Linked DNA regions of Homo sapiens: region 2 is linked to region 1. A link is a loop called in an ENCODE intact Hi-C map of the cell type or tissue named here. Cell type or tissue: PC-3. All regions are shown on one strand. Each heading gives the region's core, and the rest is flanking DNA. Links, peaks and the distances in the headings are about the cores only.

Evidence for each region. A loop is a pair of places that touch in the nucleus more often than their neighbours do. Peaks named below come from ENCODE experiments on the same cell type or tissue, not always from the same donor. Only the 100,000 strongest peaks of a DNase experiment are listed, where the experiment ranks them.
Region 2: a loop joins it to region 1, with 6 times the contacts of the local background. A loop is called at or near these places in 2 of 110 quality-filtered maps.

Annotation. Positions count from the first base shown.
Region 1 is chr5:128,035,144-128,043,616 of GRCh38, reverse strand. The region is part of intron 2 of SLC12A2-DT (SLC12A2 divergent transcript); the gene reads left to right. Among named protein-coding and RNA genes, the nearest start is that of SLC12A2-DT, 44 kb to the left of the region's middle. In PC-3, for the core only: no CTCF peak of the experiment used is centred there; DNase peaks (open chromatin) are centred at 4,129 and 4,736; H3K4me3 peaks cover 295 bases; H3K27ac peaks cover 2,007 bases.
Region 2 is chr5:127,930,305-127,938,777 of GRCh38, reverse strand. The region is part of intron 6 of CCDC192 (coiled-coil domain containing 192); the gene reads right to left. It overlaps LOC124901059 (a long non-coding RNA gene), which reads right to left. Exons shown (of 3, transcript XR_007058925.1): 3 at 3,464-3,534. Among named protein-coding and RNA genes, the nearest start is that of SLC12A2-DT, 150 kb to the left of the region's middle. RefSeq lists an enhancer at 3,390-4,043. In PC-3, for the core only: a CTCF peak has its summit at 3,577; DNase peaks (open chromatin) are centred at 2,087, 3,777 and 8,277; H3K27ac peaks cover 3,424 bases.

The sequences.
Region 1 (8,473 bases), core at 138-8,137:
AAGGATATTGAATATGTAGCAAACAGGATCAAACAAGTAACTTCAGTGGCCTGCAGACCTATTTACTTTTAGATAAGTTCTCTAATCACACCGCTATCATTGTATCCCTAAGAACATATAAACCAAGCCCCAGTAATGACTATAAAAGACATGTTACCAAATTATCAGTACACACCCAAATACTGCTGCTCCAAATAATCAGGTCACCAAGGAAAGAAAATTATATTTTAACTAAAGATATTCTAAAAAATCAAAAGATGCTTTCACATGACCTTTAAAAACAATCATAAGCATAAATCAAAGCAGATGTTTATCTTAAGGGAAATGTGATATACATTCTTTTATTTCTCCCCTTTGGGATAATTTTTAATTGTTAAAAATTATACAACTAGTACGTGTACACTACAAGAAATTAGAAAATACATAAAGCCAAAAGTACAAGAATTATAAGATCTCTTGATGCTATTATTCAGAGATCCTATGTATAAGTTCTGGTGTATATCCTTCCAAATATTTCTTTTGGTGTATACTTACATAAACTGTAGCTGGTATATTGCAAGCTTTAACAGTCTATAATTAAAAACTAGGCTTGTATGAATATTTGACACCCAGATTATTTCCAATTGTTGTGTAGTCTATCTATCCTGATCTCCAACAGGTATCTATCACCTTCTTTCCTCCCTGCCCTGGCTCCTCTGGGTCCATGTTTACTATTGCGGTTCCTGAAGGAACCTCATCATCACCATTGTTGATGGTGTCCCCTACCTGTGTGAAGGTTCTCATGGGGCTTAGAAGGCTGGCAAATATCTTGCAGGCCTCGAAACAGCATTGCCATGTGCCATGACTCTCCTTTAGCTTCTTAGAGCTCAGTTCCCTATCAGCAATCCTGCAAACAAACACGAATGTTTATTTGTAAGAACAAGTGACATTTTTAAGACAATGAGATCTTAAGCTAAATATATAAAATAAAACATTTATCTCGAAGAGACTAATACTTGTCATACAATAAGAACAGTTAGCTTACCCATACAGCCAGCCTCCTGTGTGAACCTCTTTGTGCTAAAACACTCAAGTTTTGGGGGCTCACCATCTCCAACATCTATCCAGGTGAGAGATCAGTGTAATACTTACATCATTAAATGGCCTATGGAGGATTTTCAGGTCAAACAAGCAACAATCTGCCCTAAAAGCAGATCCAATAACTGCAAAAGAAACAACAGTAAAATCCAGTTCACTGCTTTGACAATTATGTAGGTTCTTATCTTCTCCATCCAGGTTTCAATTGTCCAAGTTTCAGTAAAGGTACAAGTTTAAAGTTCTTGCTCCTTATTAGCTGTCTGAGCTATTAACTCTGGTTCCTCTGAGGAGGGTCTTTACTATAGGTTGGGAATAGGAAAGGGGAACTTTTCCATTTTAATGCTTGAGGCATATGTAGACTTTTAAGTTGTTGCAGTGTAGACATATTTATATATTAGTGGCATTTGTGGATCACAAGGTCAGGAGATCGAGACCATCGAGACCATCGAGACCACTGGCTAACACAGTGAAACCCTGTCTCTACTAAAAATACAAAAAAATTAGCCAGGCATGGTGGTGGGCACCTGTAGTCCCAGCTACTTGGGAGGCTGAGGCAGGAGAATGGCGGAAACCCAGGAGGCGGAGCTTGCAGTGAGCCGAGATCGTGCCACTGCACTCCAGCCTGGACGATAGATTGAGACTCCGTCTCAAAAAAAAAAAAAAACTGCCAATATCACTACCAACAAAACAAAAGTAGAGATCCAGCCCCAAACATGTTGAAGCAGTCAGAACAAAGCTCACGGTGTATCTCTTTTTAATACACTATTACTAAACTGGTTACCTCTTAACAGGACTCTGTAAAAGTAAGATGCTGTTCTTGTTATTCTCAGATCTTATAAAACTCACATCACTTAGGATTCTTACGGTTGCATATAACAGAAACCCAACTGAGAAAACTTAAGACAAATGGAAAATTTATTAAAAGACTATAAGTGTGAGTTATGGAAACCTGCTACTGCAGCATATCCAGGCCTCTAGTATCTTAATGGATGGGAAAACTGCAGGTAACTGTATCAGTTAGCTAACGCTGCATTACAAGCCACCCTTATAAAAACCACAATTTACTATTTTTCACAAGTCTATGGGTTGGCTGGGCAGTTCTGCTCATCTGGACTAGGCTTGGATGATCTCAGGGGGCATCTCTTTGTCTCTTTAGTCAGTTGGTGGGTCAGCTATCTCCTGGCTTTTTAGGATGATCTTGGCTATGGCACCATAGCTATGCTTCTTATCCTTCCAGCAAGCCAGCCAGGCATGTTCTTAGGGAGAAGATGGGTCAAAGATAAAAACTGTAAATATGAAAAGCTTCTTGTGATTAAGACTTGAAACTAGCATTCTGTCACTTTTGCCAAGTCACAAGTCCAGTCCAGATCTAAGCGATGGGCCACTGGCTCCACCTCTTGTTGGGAAGACCTGCAGTCATAATGTTAAGGGAGTGGCATACAGGAAGGGGAATAAAGAATTGGGGACAGTTATGGAATCTGTCTCCTGTAGTAAACCAGGGAAGGGTTGCTTATTCTTCTTTTACTGCAGACCAGCTTTCTCTTTTACCTGGTCCATGTAGTACTGTAGTAAATGGCCACTGCTACCAGCTTCCAAGTTTACTTTTTTTTGAGATGGAGTCACCCAGGCTGGAATGCAGTGGCATGACCCCAGCTCACTTCAGCCTCTGCCTCCCAAGCTTAAGTGATCCTCCCATCTCAGCTTCCTGATTACCTGGGACTACAGGTGTGCACGACCACACCTGGCTAATTTTTTGTATTTTGGGTAGAGACGGGGTTTTGCCATGTTGCCCAGGCTGGTCTTGAACTCCTGAGCTCAGGTAATCCTCCCGCCTCAGCCTCCCAAAGTGCTGAGATTACAGGTGTGAGCCACTGCTCCCGGCCCAAGTTTATATTTTTGCTGTTCAAGAAGATAGGCGAAAACTGAAACCTCTACCTACACCATATAGCCTAGAAGAGATCTCAGTGGCTCATCTTGAGTCAGATGCCCACTCATGGTTCAATAAACTATGGTCTAGAAGACAGGGTCATATGGATGTTTCTATTACAGCCATACAGATGGAAAGAGAATAGAGGATAATTATCAGAGAAGGAAATAGCAACACAAATGTTATTCAAATATAATTACAGAACTTACAAGTGGTTCCAATGTGTCTTCAATTATTTTAGGAGAAATATCCTTTTGCAGCTATGGCTTAGGTCATGAACAAAAGAGGAAGATGGATCCCTGTGCTAAGCAAGAGCCTGGGTTCTAGTATGAGACTGCCTATGTTGGTATTTCCCATCTGCTACATCCTGATTATGTGATGTTGGGCAAATTCTTGAGCTCTTTGTGATGCAGCTACCTTATTAGTAAAATTGGGAAGAAAATGATTCCTGCCTTGTAGATTGTTAAGAGGATTTAATTAGCAAATGGATAAGATATGTGTAACAGTGTCCATACATTAGTAAATGCTCAAAAAATGTTAGCTATTGATATTGTTATTACCATTAAAGAAAAAGTGGTGAACACTGAGCATAAAATTCAGCAGTATAGCACTTGTCATTCCTGTCTATTAACCCTCATTGTCCAATGTATTTGCTAGGTGCTGGTAGAGATTCCTAGTTTGAACTTAAATTAAATTTGTCACAGGATATCCTTATTGGAAATCCCAGATATGTGTTTACCATTCTGACTATTAGTCTTCTTTTTTTATTTTTTTATTTTTTTGGGTGGTGGGGACAGAGTCTCACTCTGTCGCCCAGGCTGGAGTGCAGTGGTGTGATCTCGGCTCACTGCAAGCTCCGCCTCCCGGGTTCACGCCATCCTCCTGCCTCAGCCTCCCAAGTAGCTGGGACTACAGGTGCCCGCCACCACGCCCAGTTAATTTTTTGTATTTTTAGTAGAGATGGGGTTTCGCTGTGTTAGCCAGGATGGTCTTGATCTCCTGACCTTGTGATCCACCCATCTCAGCCTCCCAAAGTGCTGGGATTACAGGCATGAGCCACCGCGCCCAGCTATTAGTCATCTTTTTAAAACATTCCTCCAGGTTTATGTGTGTATGCTCACAAAAGACACAAAGAGTTAAGTCAAAATGTACGGAGACCAGGAAGGCGAGTCTATCAGTAGCAGCAAAATGAAGATGTGAACAATCAGAAGTTTGAGGATCAGACAGTGACCTTCTGCTCCAGGCTACAGTAAATCAGAAAGGCACAAAATTTTGAAGGAAGAAAAAAGATTCATCTTTATATATATTTTTTCCCTAACTGCTATACAAAGCCCCAAAGCCTGGAAGTGTTAATTATTATATGATCAATAGTCCTAGCCAAAAAGAAAAAGAAAATATTTAAATATTGAAAGATTAATTATAGATAATTTAAGTCATATGACATAGAATGCAAATAGGAGTTTGGCGGCCACCAAATCAAGAACTTATTTTAGCAAAAATAAGAACTGTCTGTTTAAAATTTTAAAAATTTACTATGTAATTATTTTGAAGGTCAGATTTTATCAAATGAACCCAGTCTAAAACTACATGCAAAATATTATGAAAATGTATTAAAATAGCTTCTTCTGTTTTATTTACCACACCTACATTCTTTGTGCATATTCACATAGGAAGCAGCTAGAACTCAAGCAGGCAATTCCTTTATCTCATCAAAAATAGAAGCCAATAGTTGTAATGACTCACTTGTTTCCTTCTGCTTTCAATCCTTATCTTGGGACCACAGATTGCATTAGTTTTTTAAGTAATTGTACATCTTTTGTGAAGCACTTTGAAGTGGTCTGGCCATGTTTAGAATTCCTAAACAAAGCTAAGTTTGTGACTGAGCCCTATCTCTTTAATGCCACACTTAATATGATTTTGAGATCCTGCACAAGTCACTGACAAAAGGATCAGAGCCAAGCTCTTAGTTAAATTAAGAGATTTTCCTATAGTTCAATTTGTCATACTTTTCTTCACTTCTAAAATATACTATGAGCATGTCTAATTATAAATTCTTGGTAACTTGATGCTTAGAATTTTTTTCTTCTGTATTGTCCTTGACACCAATTTCTTTTTTCTCTGCATGAAATATAATTCAGAAGTTTGAAAACAATGAAGGTCCATATGAGATTAACCCAGGCACAATGGATTTGACTATTAATACAATGTTAAAATGTGTGGAGTGGAGTGTAATGGAAACTGCTAGTAGCTCCCCCAAATCCATTTTCCGCTTAGTCTGTATTAACAAAGTCCCGGTGTCCATCTGGGTACATGGCTGCCCCATATCAAAGCTATGTTTCTTAGCCTTCTTTGCAGCTGGGTATGGCCAAGTAATTCCCTTCTGGACAATGGGATTTAAGTGGCAGTCATGTTTGACTACCTTTGGACTTTCATGTGAGAGTGTTAATTACCTCCACACCTCACCACCCATCTGCATTTCATTCAATAAAGGAATAGTGGGAAATGATAATAAAGTAGTTATTATTAGTAATTAGTGATTATCATTGGGTACTATAAAGAAGCATGAGAGAGAGCTAACCATACCTCAGTCTGTAAACAGAGTGACAGTCCTGAGCCTTCACCTGCATTCTTAATTTTAATAGAAGCAGATCCATCCTTAAAAATACAAAATATTTGTAAACTGATGGTTACTTTTCAATTGAAGGTTATCACGTATTTTAGACACTACCCACTGATTTGCCTCTGTTAAAGGTGAAAAATGGGAATTGGATCCAAATCATGGCAAGAGAGATTTGGGCTATAAAGATAAATTTAAGGAAGAATTTAAAATACTAAAAATGATTAAAATCTACATAAAAGACCTCAATTTTGACTATATTTGAAAACAGGATAAACAGATGCATTTTGTATTCCAGTTTCTTCAGTCTCCTTTCTGATACAGAGTTGGATGAGTCCCCTACATATTGCATTTATTTAAAATTATAGAAGCACTTTTCTGTGAAAATAAAATACAGTATCTTTTCTTATTTTTATGTTTCTAACGAGCATTACTTTAAAAATTGTATTCACATTCAGACATAAGTGATTCTTAGGGAAGATCAAAAAAAAAACACAGGCTTACATTTTCATTTTTGTTGTGCAATTCTTAGGTAGTCAACTAAGTATATATTTAATCATATCAACGCATCCAGTTAAGCTATAATTTCTAAGCCATCTTACAGGTCATATAAAGGACAAAGATATCTTCATTGCACACTGTAAATATTTTGTTTAAAACATCAGGTAAGATTGGATATAATTATAGTTTTCTTTATCAAATTTAGAAGGCTGTCAACCACAGCACACATTCATTCCACTAGTCATTTTAATCAAGTCTGAAAAGCATAGGGCAAACATCACTCCAATCAGTTGTCATCTAGACCCTGGGGCAAATATGCTTAAGCAATGCTGAATTCTCCTGGACGTGAGAAAAGAAACAACTGTGAGAAGAATCTGCACTTCCTTGTAGTAGCCTCTGCAAATTCTTGAATGCTGGCCATCTCCTTTCACTAGAAAAAAAAATGAGGCAATTGATGAATTTCTGTTAATTCTACTACTCCTACAACAATAGCAAAACTGATGCTATTTTTTTCTATTATTACTTGAAAGAAATCTTGTAGAACAATCATATTTCTTTAAATATATCTGGGCAGCTGAATCCCAGGGTTTTTTCCTAAGTTTTACGAACACACACTATGAAGATATGATAACCAAACCAGCACGTTTCCTGACTCTTCTATCTTCTCTCTAATTTTGATTATATTCTACTCATACTGAACATTGACTTGGATAAAACATAACATCATTGCTGAAGCATTCTTCTAATATCTTACCATGATAGTCTTTATACATTTTTAAAATTATTTTTTTCTGGTGAAGAAAGGAAGATGGACCAGGAAGTAGGAGACGTATATTCAATTTTCTGCCTGTGACCTTAATTTGTAGTGTGACTTTGGGCACCCAGGGTTGCAATGTGCATGGCTGTCTTATCTGTACTATGAGGAGAGTTAGGCTAAAAGATTTCGGGATATTTTCCTCTAAATTACAATATGCCAAAGTTAACAATTTAAACAAATGTTTAAAAATATTTGTTTATTTGGTATACTCAGGTAAATATCCCTTCTTTTTTGTTTGTTTGTTTTTTGCTTTAAAAACTATAAACCCTAGAAATGGTAGCACTTATGGTTTAATTTTAGTGGGAATTTGAAGAGGATCTTTATTGATGTTAAAAAAAATTGTAACCATACACCTCTCTGAAATGAGTTTTTGGATTCAGTATGATTATTTTATACTTGATGAGAATTCAGATATAGAGCCAGAAGTTACAACTCAGAGTTATACATGGCATAAGTTAAATAATGAACAAGTCTGCAAATTTATTACTAAAATAATATTTTTGTGGGTTTTCTTTGTTTGTTTTACAAACCCTAATAGTATGCCCTCTGAATTTACCAATGCTTAAACTTTTGGAGAATAAATGTGGCATTTTAAGAAACTTTATTCAGATTATTAGAAACTGTAGAAGTAAAAACCTTCTACGGTTGAGCTAGATCTCATTATAATGCAAAGTTTTGACATTAGCCATTTCTGCAACCTGCAGTGCTATTTTTCCGGTTCAGTAACCATTAACTGGCCATCTCAAAACCTATTCCTCTTTTTATTCCTATTAAGTCCCTCTCTCCCCCGCCTCTGCCCAGCCACTTATCCTGCCTCTCTGTACCATTGATTTATGGTGCAGCTCACTCTGACCTTTCTCCACCAGCTGCTGACCAGGCACTGAGACATCTCAAGGGAATACAAAATCCTGGGGGCTCGTAGAATCAGTGCAATCTGTCTATCTATCATCTACCAAATTTCTCTCTTCATTGGCTTTAGCTACAGAGCATTCTTCCATTATCGGATACATGTTGATGTTTATGTTGTATAATAAATACAGTTAACATCTTTTTATATCAACACCAAGTTTCTATTTTTCACAGATTTTACCCAGATCATCATCAGTTTATGTATTCTTTCTTGACCCTCAAACAGTTACCTGAAAACTAATCTAAATCAGAATCATGCATCAGAAAACTTAAAATTTTTTAACTTTGCCTCAGGATTTTTATTACCGCTTTCCTTAATTCTCAGCTGATTTATATTGATTTTACAATTCTGCAGAGAAAATGCCAGATTATTTGGAAGATAATAGCACAGTTTCATCAGCTGCTGAATGAATACAGATAAGGAAAGAAAGAACTATAACTTAAGGAGCACCTGATTTATAAGCAAAAGACAAGCACTTCAGACTGATTAGCCAACAGCTGTCTTCATTTTTCTGAGGAAAATCTTTGGAATATAGTATCATAGTCTCCTAACTTTAGCATACTGATGTGGACATCAGAACAGGTAACTTTGAGATAACCAAAGGCTGTGAAGGGCTAAAAATCG
Region 2 (8,473 bases), core at 336-8,335, 110 kb after region 1:
GAATGTGGCTAGTCTGAATAAAAATGTGCTTTAATGTAAAATACACATTTGACTGGGAGATTTAGTTTAAAAAATGTTAAATACTTCAAATTTTCTATATTGCTTATGCATTAAAATGATAATATTTAGAATACATTGTGTTAAAGAAAATGTATTTTTAAAATAATTTAACTGACTTATTTTTATGTTTTTAAAAATGTGGCTCCTAGAAAATTTAAAATACATGGCTTGCATTTGTGGCTCCCATTATATTTCTGTTGGATAATGCTGGGCTAGCATTTCCTTCCAGATGAGCTCTCTCTGAAACCCAGGTGGATGTGTTACCTGGAGATGGCTCTAGTTAACCTGCACAGATATTGTTTGAGAGGGAGGATCTCTGGTCCTCAAGCATTGGCACACAGATTATTTTTCTGTTACCCCAGAGGATGGAGTCATGGAAATCAAAGTTTGGCAAAAAGTGATGACTGCCAATTAATTTTATTTGCTGGGGAATGGGTGATTTCTTGCCTGAATGCACTACCACAGCAAAGCTGCCCCACCTTAAGCAGGTGTGTAGGTACCCAGGTAGCAGGCTTTTGTATCCGTGACTGACAGTAATGTTTCTCTCAGTCCCTAAGCTACTCCTTAAACTACATAAGAAACTGATTCAGGTGGGTCGAAGTGAGTTTCATCAGGAGTAGGAGAAGGAAAATGGCAGCAAAGTGGCCAGGGAAGATGCTGAGGAGAGGAGCAGTGAACAGTGGGGGATGCAGGGCCTCAGCAGGGGGCAGGGGTGGAGGGGGGTGCATTGGAACCTCACTGTGCCTGTCTGACGTCTTCTTCCTCTTTGACTTCTCCTTCCATCTTTTCTCTCCTCAGTTTTTCCTCTGCTTTTAGAATGAGTTATTTTCAACGGATTTGTACAATGAAGAAAGGAGTTTAGTGTCACCCCTGGTCAAACTGGTCAAAACGTTTTTAGACAATGCAGTATAGGTAGAGTTCACCCAGCTCTAATGATACAGCAGCAAAAATGCGGCGAAGCGGCATTGCATAGGCAGTCACGGTCACTAGGACCACATCGCCCTTCTGGAAGAGAGTATTACAGGGAGAAGGTGGAAAGAAAATGAGAGGAGAAGCAAGTGTCTAGGCAGCTTGGGCTGCTATCACAAAGTACTACAGATGGGGTGGCTTAAACAAGAAACTTTTTTATAGTTCTGGGGGCTGGAAGTCTCAGATCAGGGTGTCAGGATGGTCAGGTTCTGGTGAGGACTCTCTTCCTGGCCACCTTTATGCTGCGTCCTCACATGGCAGAAAGAGAGAGACCAAAACCTCTCTCATATCTCTTCTTATAAGGGCACTGGCTGCATCATGAAAGGCCCACTCTCATGAACCCATCCAAGCCTAATTATTTCCCACAGGCCCCATCTCCAAATGCCATCTAGTCGGGGGCTAGGGCTTCAACACAGGAATTTTGATGGAGACATAATTCAGTCCATAGCACAAGAAGAGGACAGTCAGAAAAGGGGTAGAGTAGATGCTGAAAAAAAGAGAGATGGCATGAGGATTCCCATTGTACTGTTCTCATGTATTAAATGAAAATACTAATAGACAACCTAAAGACATACTAAAATTAAAAAAATTCTCATACAAGTATATTTTACTACTAGTCTCTTTACACATATAAAACACAAATATTTTGTTCCATTTCTAAATACATTACAACTAACAAAAGTGTTTAAAACTCTTTAGCAAAGTGGGGGACTTCAAGAGCCTCAAGTCCTATTTGTATTGGAAAGTGCCCAAGGCCACCCCAGTGAGTTTTCTAGAATCTACCACTAACCATCTCACTCCTCTCCCCCCATCTAGTCTCCCTCATCTGTAACAGGAAGTGATGTGTGTCCCCAAAGTCCTGACAGCTCTACATGTCCCACACTTCACACACCTGTGGTCCCTCATAGGCTTCTGCTGGCAGCTCAGTCTTGCCAAGGCGGGTCTCCCGGAAGCCTGGAGGTGCTGTTATCTGACCAGATTTTCTCAGCCTTAACCCCACACCCACAGGATCCAGGAAACCCAGAGATTGCAACAAGAAAGGCTCTTCTATGTGAGACGGAGGAAAAACCTGATTAGCAACAGTGAGGGTATAAACTCATCACTTTCGCCACTACTGAAGGGGTTTTTACAGTCATACATCATTCTTCATCATTTTCCCTCTTTCTTCTATGACTTAAAATAGATGTAAGTCAGGACTGAGAATGATGGTGTACAGTTCTCGCAAAAAGACTATAGGGGATGGCCGGTGGGAATTGGGCAGGGTTAGAAAGATTTAGTGAGAGGAGAGGCAGTCCCAGCATTCTGCCTTCGGCTGACCCAGGCTGTACTCACTTTTCTATGTCAGCCTTGAAAGACCAAAGGCCCAGAAGAAAATATGACCTTGCCTTTGGCCATTTCCAGCTTCCTGTTCTTCATACCCTCAAAACCTTTATGCTCTGAGAAAAGTGACATGTGAAAGTTACATCAAAAATGACTAATAATAACTAAATAGATAACAATAGAGGTGACTGTAGTTGAAGGAGTACCTTAAAAGACTGAGCGTTGACTACATTTTTGGGGTGATCTAGCCTCATCTGCTACCAGTATAGGAATTATTTCTGTAACATCTCTTTGATAATTTTTTTTCTTTTCTTTTCTTTTTTTGAAACGGAGTTTCGCTCTTGTTGCCCAGGCTGGAGTGCGATGGTGCGATCTTGGCTCACCACAACCTCTGCCTCCCGGGTTCAAGCGATTCTCCTGCCTCAGCCTCTTGAGTAGCTGGGATTACAGGCATGAGCCACCACACTCGGATAATTTTGTATTTTTAGTAGAGACGGGATTTCTCCATGTTGACCAGGGTGGTCTCGAACTCCCAACCTCAGGTGATCCACCTGCCTCGGCCTCCCAAAGTGCTGTGATTACAGGTATGAGCCACCGTGCCTGGCCTCTCTTTGATAATTTTCTAAGCAAGTGGCTCTCAGTCACTGGTGTCCCTCCAGCTCTTCAGAGGTTGGCTGCCAATTGTAATCAATGAGTTAAAAATCTGAATTTTGTGATCACTGCAGCTGTACACTGTCACAGAGAGACCTGACAGAGGGAACACTGCCATACATAGACTGGGAAAACAGTGGGGCATCACTTGTTGCTAATCAGAGCAAGAAGGAGTGGTTTCATATTAGGTCAACATACCTAGAATGTGTGAAAACATTGCTTCACGAGTCCAAGATGTTAACACTTTTCTGTAAACAGTGATGCAGGGCTGAAAAGTGACCCAATGAATAGGAGGAAGAGTTCTTTTAGATTTTCTAAATACTTCTTGCTAAAAAGGGATATTCCCCTTTTGATTTCTTTATGGGTGCCACCAAAAAGTATGCATTGAACAGAGAAATGCTGAGAAGCACTGATCTAATTTCTGACCCAACTACCTCTAACAATGGGAAATATACTTGTTGCTAGCCAGATCCCAAGTATCCTCCATAGTCATCTTCTTGTTCATTCATTCATCCAATAATTATGTTTGGGAACCTGCACATAGAGAATAAATAAGATAAAATGTTGGCTCCACAGCTGCAGCTTCACAGTGAAGTAGGGGAGGGGCAGCACTGAGTTAGGCCCTAAAGGGCATTTGGGATTAGCCTAAACAAACACCTCAGCTGGGTACTCACTCATGAAGGTTTACTTTTCCCTCTGCCTTTCAAGCTAATGACTAAGGCTGCCAAGTATTTACTCAACAAGAAAGACCCAACAAGGATCACCGGTGAGGTGATTAAATACCTCATTCCACCAGAGCCACCCAGGATTGCTGTTTGGATTAAAAGACAATGTCAGCTTCCTCCTCTGTACAAATGCCCACTACTCTGACTCACTATGGGGCTGGTTTTGAAAGTTATGTATTATTTGTCTGCAACCACCACAGAGTCCAGGGTCATCTCTTGCCATACTTGGACTTGCACATACTTGGCACAGCTTTAGGACATATTCTTTAGAAATATATCCCTCCCACTTAAATTGACAAACCTAAACAAAACTTTTTAGGTTTTCTATCCTCTAGATTTTTACAGTGAACGTTTGCAAATGGCTATTCTCTGAAATAAATGATTCACTTATTTTTTTTGTATTGTAGTACAAATATTTTTCTTTTTGAAAATCAAATTAGTCCTATGTCTTGAAGTTTCATCTGTCCTCCCCTTTTAATGTTTTTACTTGTAAAGAGACCAATCTATAGTGCCAAGTGACTGACTTCAAAGGTACTTCAATTTCCTTCCACTAAAGCTGTCAACATTTAGGATCCATCTGAAGTAGGCACGTGTTAATTGATTTGGAAAAAACAAGCAGCATTATAAGAATACAATTGGTTGGCAAAGAGGTTTGGTCACTAAAAAGAATTAAAATGTAGTATATAAAATTAGCTAGAAACTTTTGATAATATAATGAAGATCAGTCTTATAATAGTTATATTTTAGAGGAAAAATTCGAGATGTAATGGCACAGTGGAGAGAATATATGTTTTCACCTAGCAACAGGCCCAAACCTGAGAGTTTAAGAAGATCTGTCTGTTTTAGTAAGTGACTTAGAAGGGAACAAATACTTAGTTGAGATCATGATGGAAGGGCTGCAGCCTGAATGACATGGGGTAGTGCTCCTGAGAGCAGTGGATCAGAGAGCCTGTAGAACACCCAGTGAAAAGGAAAACAAGAGGCAAGAGAGACCATGTAGGAAGCAGTTGTTGCCTACTGCTCATCTGGGCCTTGAGAAGTTGTGGTGCCTGCATATCTCAGTCTGCTTAGGATGCCTTAGTTTATAAACAACAGAATTTTATTTCTCATAGTTCTGGAGACTGGGAAGTTGACGATCAAAGTGCCGGCACGTTCATTGTCTAGTAAGGACCCATTCCTCATAGATGGTGCCTCCCAGCTGTGTCCTTATATGGTGGAAAAGCCAATAGGCTCCCTCAAGATTCTTTTATAAAGCATTACTCCCATTCATGAGGGCTCTGCCCTCATGACCTTGTCACCTCCTAAAGACCTTACCTTTTAATAGCAACCCACTGGGGATTGGATGTCAACATACATATTTTGGAGGACCACAAACATTCAGACCCTAGTACTCCACCAGTCTCCAGACCAGAGTGAGGGGCCTGGCTGATGAAGACACTTCTAGGACTTGTTTATGGTTTAGTGAACACGTAGAATGAATGAAAAACACTTGTCTCTAACCACTCGCATCACTCATGTGGCAATTAGATGCTCTCACGGTGAGAGGTGTGTGGGAGTTAAGCAGACCAAGAGAAATACAGATTCCTATCTTACTTCTTATGCTCAGTCTGAGGCATATACTCACTCCAGTGCCCATGCTCATCATTTATTTAAGTGGTAATTCCCTCTCGCCTAGTATTTAAGTATCGCAATAGCTTCTTCTCTGGTCACCCTGCTTCTGCTACTTTAGGCTGGTTTCAACTCTGCACAGAGAGGTCCCATCAAAATATAAGTCAGGTCTTGACACTCTCGCCTACAATCCTCCAGCGACTTTTCGTCTCATGCAGACCAAAGTCTCACACTGATCTTCAAGGCCCTATGTGATCTGGGACCTCTTTACTTCGATAGCACGTAACCTATTCCTCCTTCCTCCTCTCCAGAGTAAATGCAACATTTCCTCTGCTACATTTCCACAATTCTCACTGCTGTTCTACCAGGCCTGGCATGTTCTTATCCCAGGGACTTTGCATTTACTATTTCCTCTGCCTGCACAATTGTATACCTGAGGCATACATGGCTAGCTCTCTCAGTTCCTTCAGGTCTTCAACCCTCCAAAGTCACCTTCACACAGTGAAGCCTTCCCTGGCCATCTTACCTACAATTTCAACCCAAGCCCCATTGCTGAACACTTCACATCCATGTTTTCTGCCTTGTTTTTACTGACATGCTGTATCTGACTATTCTAGATCTGGTTTTTATCTTGTTTGCAGTCACTCTCCCCTCGTGGAATGAAAGCTCCATGAAAGCAGAGCTTTTTTATTGTTTTGTTCAGTACTGTATCCCCTGTGCCCAAAATAGTGCATGGATTGTAGTGATGGTCATTTGTCAAGTGAATAAATAAATGAAAGTTAAGTGCATATATAACACAAATCACCTAAGAAAGCATCAGCCCGAAGGTTACAATTGCTGTATCTTTAGGGTGGATACAACAATATCCTAGATTCCCTCCCCAGGAGTATTTTTTTCTTCAAATAATGCTTTCACTACTGCATTAGAAAAAATAAACTGGTGGCCGGGCATGGTGGCTCATGCCTGTAATCCCAGCACTTTAGGAGGCCGAAGTGGGAGGATCACCTGAAGTTGGGAGTTCGAGACCAGCCTGACCAACATGGAGAAACCCTGTCTCTACTAAAAATACAAAATTAGCCGGGCGTGGTGGCGCATGCCTGTAGTCCCAGCTAGTTGGGAGGCTGAGGTGGGAGTATCACTTGAACTTGAAAGGCAGAGGTTGCAGTGAGCCAAGATCGTGCCATTGCACTCCAGCCTGTGCAACAAGAGTGAAACTTTGTCTCAAAAAACCCACAACAAACTGTTGTCATTGCATGTAATATCACTGAGTTTACTTTTTTTTTTTTTTTTTGAGACGGAGTCTCACTCTGTTGCCCAGGCTGGAGCGCAGTGGCACGATCTCGGATCACTGCAACCTCTGCCTCCCAGGTTCAAGCGATTCCCCTGCCTCAGCCTCCCAAGTAGGTGGGACTACAGGTGCGCACCACCACTCCCGGCTAATTTTTTTTTTGTATTTTAGTAGAAACAGGGTTTCGCCATGTTGGCCAGGATGGTCTCGATCTCCTGACCTCGTGATCCACCTGCCTCGGCCTCCCAAAGTGCTGGGATTACAGGTGTGAGCCACCGTGCCCAGCCTACTTTCTTTTTTGATAGAAAACAGAAAGTTAGAAAAATTGATCCCCTAGATGTCTTCCCAATCTAGGATTTAGATTTCTATAAGCTGTAAAAATTGTTCCCCAAGTCTGGCACTGGGAAATCTCTGTTAATATGGAGAATCCAAGATCTCATCCTTGAAATTCTGCTTGAGTGACTCTAGAAGGGTGCCTGGGAATCTATATTTTTACAGAGCTTCCCAAGGAAATCTGATGATCAGCCAGGTTTCTACAAGTGAATTTCTGCTGACCTGCAAGATTTATGGTGAACCAAGATTTGGCTAAATCCTAACAGGTAGGCCAGAAATCACCAGGCAAGCCTATTCTTGACAAGGCTGCAATATGCACAGCTGGAGGAGGGAGAGCACATCTATTGTGCTGGCTACTTGACAAAGCTTTGCCTTTAAATGTTACTAGCTGATTGAATGCATCCATGGTCCTTGCAACCCAGCCCCGCTGCTTTAATTAGCTTACATCCCAACAATATCTTGCCAGTTCCAATTTGGCTAAATTATCTCCAGAACATACAGAAAAAATGATGAGTGTTCAGGGGTTTGTTTCTGTTTTTGCTTCCATTTCTGTTTCAGTGGATGAATAGATCTATTTCCTTAGACTCTCTTTTCCTTCCTATGGGTAGGGGTGGGAAAGAGAGGATGAGCCAGAGGGAGAGGAAGGAAGAGATTGGACTTTGGGTTGGAAGCACAGTGACTCCCCAGCTTCCACAGAAGTTTAACAGTTACCACCACCATGCAGGGAGGAAGTGAATCCCCCACTCCTGAGAATCTGAATCCAGGCCCTTATTCCTGGAGCTTGCTGGAGTCAGCACATATGTCCAAGAAGACTGATAAGAACAGTATCACAGAAAGATGTTTGCATACACATCTTTGCTAGCACAGGAAAGGCTGGCAGGGTGTTGGTCGTTTGTGCGGAAAAGCAAGTGATGATGTCTCAAAGATGACGCCACAAAATGAATATAGGCTTGTGGAAGGTGGGGGTAGGCCCCAGTGGCCAGACATTGGCTGGTGAGCAGAGTGCAGTGTGTATCCCATCTTCTATCTACTCTCCAGTAGCACAAAGTGCTCCATTAGGATTGAGGGTAGGATAACCTAGGCTAACTTACTTAGCTCATCAGTTCCTTTCTGGGGCAGAGTTCCTTCCCACCCACTGCAGGGTCTCAGGCCACATCAGAATATTTTACAGAAGGGGTTCTTGGTAAGGTTGAGAAGACTGTTAGCATAACCATGTACCTGAGTTATACCAAGAGGAAGTCAATCTGAGCAGAAGAAAGGGTTTCTGGAATCTCTCTTACTTCCTCCTATGAGTAGGACCTGAAGTCTCCTCCCACAACTCTGGCTTTGAAGAGAATAATGGATGGAATGCAGTGACCAGCAGCCTGGCCAGAAGCCACAAGGTAAAAATGGACACTGGTGGGAGGTTAGGAAATTCCAGGAGGGAGAGTCCATGAGATTGAATGAATGGAAGAAAGATAGAAGACAATAGATGAAGCACTGCTTCTATGCTTATCTGAAAATGAATCAGTATGGACTC